2 separate regions of the Homo sapiens genome follow, and region 2 is linked to region 1. Evidence: chromatin loops called from intact Hi-C (ENCODE). Cell type or tissue: IMR-90. All regions are shown on one strand.

The links. Peaks named below come from ENCODE experiments on the same cell type or tissue, not always from the same donor. Only the 100,000 strongest peaks of a DNase experiment are listed, where the experiment ranks them.
Region 2: it touches region 1 in a loop (2.1-fold over the local background); 26 of 110 quality-filtered maps call a loop at or near these places.

Annotation. Positions count from the first base shown.
Region 1 is chr13:45,279,738-45,282,237 of GRCh38, forward strand. All of the region lies in intron 7 of GTF2F2 (general transcription factor IIF subunit 2), which reads left to right. Among named protein-coding and RNA genes, the nearest start is that of SNORA31B, 55 kb to the right of the region's middle. In IMR-90, a CTCF peak has its summit at 1,507 (motif pointing left); a DNase peak (open chromatin) is centred at 1,464.
Region 2 is chr13:45,205,526-45,208,025 of GRCh38, forward strand. It overlaps GTF2F2 (general transcription factor IIF subunit 2), which reads left to right. Exons shown (of 8, transcript NM_004128.3): 5 at 1,899-1,980. Among named protein-coding and RNA genes, the nearest start is that of KCTD4, 5.7 kb to the left of the region's middle. In IMR-90, no CTCF peak of the experiment used is centred here; DNase peaks (open chromatin) are centred at 956 and 1,666; H3K27ac peaks cover 1,577 bases.

The DNA.
Region 1 (2,500 bases):
TCTCCTAAAAATACAAAATTAGCCAGGCGTGGTGTCACATGCCTGTAATCCCAGCTACTCGGGAGGCTGAGGCAGGCGAATCACTTGAACCCAGTAGGCAAAAGTTGCAGTGAGCCAAGATCATGCCATTGCACTCCAGCCTGGGCAACGAGAGTGAAACTCTGTTCCCACCGTCCCCCCGCCCCCCCCAAAAAAGGAGCATGTGATTTAAGAGGAGAGCAAGGCATATAAATAAAGGATTATAATATAATAAGAGCTACCATCGAAGGTTGTGCGGTGTGAAATGTAAATCTAAGGTAAGGCTGTTAGAGAAAGTTTCTCTGAGAAAGTAACATTTGAGCCTAGTCTTAAAGAATGAGGGGTCCAGATTTGAGGAAAGGAGATAAACGTTACAAGGAAGGGAAACAACATATGGGAAAAACCCAGAAGCACGCAGATGCAGAAATGGGAAGCATGCGTGAGGGGGAGTGTTGGAAGATGAGGCTAAAGGGAGAAGGCAGACCTGAGTGGATGCCTACAAAGGCGTTTGGAATTTAATGTGTAGCCCAAACGGGGAAGTCATTAGAATATTTTAGACAGAGGAAGGACATGTGCTCTTTCTGTTCTCTGTCCATGTCTTCCCTTTAGAGATTTTCCCTTCAGAGACCTTGTTTTTCCCTATCGTCACTACTACTTTCTCTGCTAATGTTTTATACCTACTTCCCTGCCAAGCTAATTTATTTGATTAGAGTAAAATGGTCTTAGGTTGCAGTTTAGAACATCCTAAAAATCAGGAAGTTTGTGTCCCCTACCCCCTGATCACAGTACATTGTGACCCTGATTGCATTTTGTTGCTTGAGAAATTGACTGACTATGGTCATCTCATTCCATTCTTATTGTTACAAGGAAAAAAGAATGACACCTTCGTTTATAAAAAGAATTCCATATGTTCTACTAGATTGCCAAAATGAGGGTGGACATGAAAACAACTGAATTTGTACACTTCAGACTTTATTAATATTTTTTGTTTAACCCTTTTTAGGATTTTCATTTTCTGGGCCTAGATTATAAATGGGCACACTAGACTTGAAGTCAGGAGAGCTTCTTTTCTATGGAGCTACTAAAATGCTCCTGGCAATTGTTCTTTTCATTTTTGACCCATTGCAGTGCATCCACAATTGTATGGTTGTTTGTGCAACATCGTCTTAGCCAGTCTCATAATAAACCATTCTTTGGAATTTTACAAAGATGTCATTCTTGGCACCTAAACAGAGAATCATTTGTGCCTAACCAATCATTTTCCATTTATGAATCCTGTTCAATTAGAAAGTAGTTTATGAACAGTGTCCTGTTTTTTAAATGTAATTTGAAATAGCAGGTGGCAGACTTGCATTTTATATTACCTAGATATCTCAAGCCTTTATGCTTACTCATTCACACGGGTCTGCTAGTGAAGCCAACTGTATAAGGTGTGGGAGGTAGGCAAGCCTCGGGGGAACCCAGGGCTCATTTGGTTCATTGCTGCCATCTGCTGGGGCTTGGCTGCTGGCATGGGAAGGCTGCCCACGAGAGAGCTGAGCCATCCTGAAGGAACCTCTGTATACTTCCAGTACTAATCAGCTATTATGTTTCTAGGTGACAACCTACCCCTAACTAAAAGGACTTTATGAACTCTAGAGCATTATATCAGTCAGTGTAAAGTGGCATTAGATTATGTTGGTAACACGTACTCTACAGCAAACATGAGGCTCAGAGAACGAAGCAACACACTAAGGACTCAAAGATCCTAGAGTATCAGAACTGGAAGAACCTTAAGCCAGATGTGGTGGAACTTTAGTATATAGTTACATGAGTCGCCTAGGCACTTGTTAAAATGCAGATTCCTGGGCCTAGCCCAAGAGACTTTGATTCAGTAGGCCCAAGCTGTGTCTCATTTAACAAGCTCCCCACAGGGTTCTGATGCAGGTGGTCTAGCACCATGCTAGAGAAAAGCACTACCTTAAATATACAGACAAGAGCTTCTCAGCCATTTTTCTTATTAATGCCTCACTTCAATCAATAAGAAAAATTACATCTTCCATCAATGGGATGAGTCATCATCATACCGTAACTAGTTCTTTGAAGCACACGCACACAAATTATTGTTGGATTGCTTTGTTCTGCAACAACAACAAAAGAGTCGCTTTTAAATAATTATCTTGGCTGGGTGCAGTGGCTCAGGCCTGTAATCCCAGCACTTTGGGAGGCCGAAGTGGGTGGATCACCTGAGGACAGGAGTTCGAGACCAGCCTGGCCAACATGGTGAAACCCCATCTCTACTAAAAATACAAAAAATTTAGCTGGGCGTGGTGGCATGCGCCTGTAATCCCAGCTACTTGGGAGGAGGCAGGAGAATCGCTTGAACCTGGGAGGCGGAGGTTGCAGAGAGCCGAGATCATGCCACTGCACTCCAGCTTGGGCAACAAGAGCAAAACTCCATCTCAAAATAATAATGATAATAATAATTAATATTATTATCTTT
Region 2 (2,500 bases), 74 kb before region 1:
TATTTAGTTTTTTGAGACGGAGTCTTGCTCTGTTGCCAGGCTGGAGTGCAGTGGCACTATCTTGGCTCACTGCAACCTTTGCCTCCTGGGTTCAAGCGATTCCCTTGCCTCAGCCTCCTGAGTAGCTGGGACCACAGGTGTGTGCCACCATGCCTGGCTAATTTTTTATATTTTAGTAGAGACAGGGTTTCACCATGTTGGCCAGCATGGTCTCGATCTCCTGACCTCATGATCTGCCTGCCTCGGCCTCCCAAAGTGCTGGGATTATAGCTGTGAGCCACCGTGGCCGACCTAGATTTATTTTTTTAAAGGATTAATTGTCTTCCTTTATTGGACTTTCCTTATGCATTTAAGACATTTGATATATCAGATTTTCCCAAATCTTGCTATTGTTGTGACGACTAAAGAATTTTTCTTGATAGAACTTTCAGCTTCAGCAAGAGCCAAACTTGAATATAAGCTTTTTGCTTTAAGAAAATTCAAATTTTAATTTTATTAAAGACTTTAATGAGAGGAAATTATTTTTAGAATTTAAACTTTATTATAAAATAATAACGGCTTTTAAAATATTTTCTTCCTGCCATATTTTGGTATAAGGTAGTCATGCTTCTCATCATTGCTTTTTCTGCATCTTCTTGAGATTTGTTGCATATGTTGCATTAAGGGACCCTGGATACATTGATTATATACGGTGTGCTTGTAATTAGTTCGTACAGAGTCTCCTAGATTTTGGAGACATCCAAAGATCACTAAAAAAAGATTTTTTAGTATAAATATGTAGGCATGGTTCTATACACTTTCTGCATTTTGATCAATTTATCTGTCTCCCCCAGTGAACTGTATGCTTCTTGAAAACAGTACTGTGTCTTAATCATCTTGATTCCACAATGCCTAGATGGGGCCTTTTGCATAGCAGACATTTTGCTAATGTTAGTGGAATGAAGTAATTCTCTCTGAAAAGATGAATCATAAATGCACTACTCATGAGCCAGGGAATTTCCTGAGTCTTTTCTTAAAACCCAGGTGAATTCTTGTGGAAATATGACTGTTTCTAACCACAGTCATACATTTCCAGGGTATAAAGCTGGTACCATTATGAGACATTTATATGTGTATTATACAATAAGGTAAGGTCTGTCAAGTGACCACACCACAATGCTTGGTGGCCAGTAGGCACACAATAGATGCTAGCCTTTGTTTCCTTTTTCTGATTCTCCTAGGTTTTATGTCAGAGTCACTATAAGAATTACTAAGGATAGGGGAAATTGCCTTTCTGTTTGGACAAATATTCATAGCAGTTAAAGATTCTGTTTTGACATGCCCAGATTTAGAATTCTGCAGGAAAACAGAAGTCAGAGCAGCTGGCAGGCTGAACTGGTACACAATATAACCCAGACAGTAGACCTGCCCAGTGTCACAGTATTTTCTGGGCTGGCTGTTTTAGTCACAAGGTACTTGAGAATTTTATTCACATACACAAACACACACACACACACACACACACACACACACACACACGGTCTTTGATTTAGTGGTTTAGACTAGCTGTGTTTTCAGAAGTTACTTCTTTGTCAAAGACGATAGCCTTTATACTCTTTAATTTGATTTTATGCCCTTTTAAGCTACCTTATTTAGAAGGAGCAGAGTGTATAAAAGCTGTTCCTGGCAAAGGGCCACAGCAGCCTAATAAACAAATCTGACAGGAGCCCAGTTTGTTACTAAGCCAAGAATAAGGCTTCTCTCTGTTCTGACCAGTGAGATTCCTGAAACTTAACTATTTTTTCTTGATTTTTGATATTAATTATATTTGATTGTCATATTACTGTGTTTAGTGTGTCAAAATACAGTCTTGAAAATGATAAGTATTATCTCTGAATCCTTTTTTTTTTCCATTCAAGATAAGCTGTCATTGGAAGGAATAGTGGTACAAAGAGCTGAATGCCGACCAGCTGCCAGTGAAAACTACATGCGATTAAAAAGGTTGGTGTTTTGTAACTCCAGAATGATACCTGATATTTCCCTTTGGGGATTGAGATACGTGTGTTATATCGCCTATTGACTGCATTAAAACTGTGGTTATTGTTGAGTGTTTGCTTCAAAAGCTGTTTGGTTTTAAAAGCAAGTAAGAGTTTCTTTGGCACTAAAGAAATTTCAGTATCTGGGCTGTTTATTTGAGGTATTTTAAGCTACTTTGTTAATACATCCTGGAATCAAAGTTTTTAAACTACATTTTCTAGTTGTCTTTATAAATTTTGATTCTTTAAAGACATGTATAAGATCTTTGTAATATTTTATTTTCCAGGGCTGTAATTTTTCCATAATAAATATGTATCCGAAATACTGTAACTGGGCCAGGCATGGTGGCACATGCCTGTAATCCCAGCACTTTGGGAGGCTGAGGTAGGTGGACCATTCAAGCCCAGGAGTTTGAGACCAACCTGGGCAACATGGTGATATCCTATCTCTACAAAAAGATAGAAAAATTAGCTGGGCGTGGCTG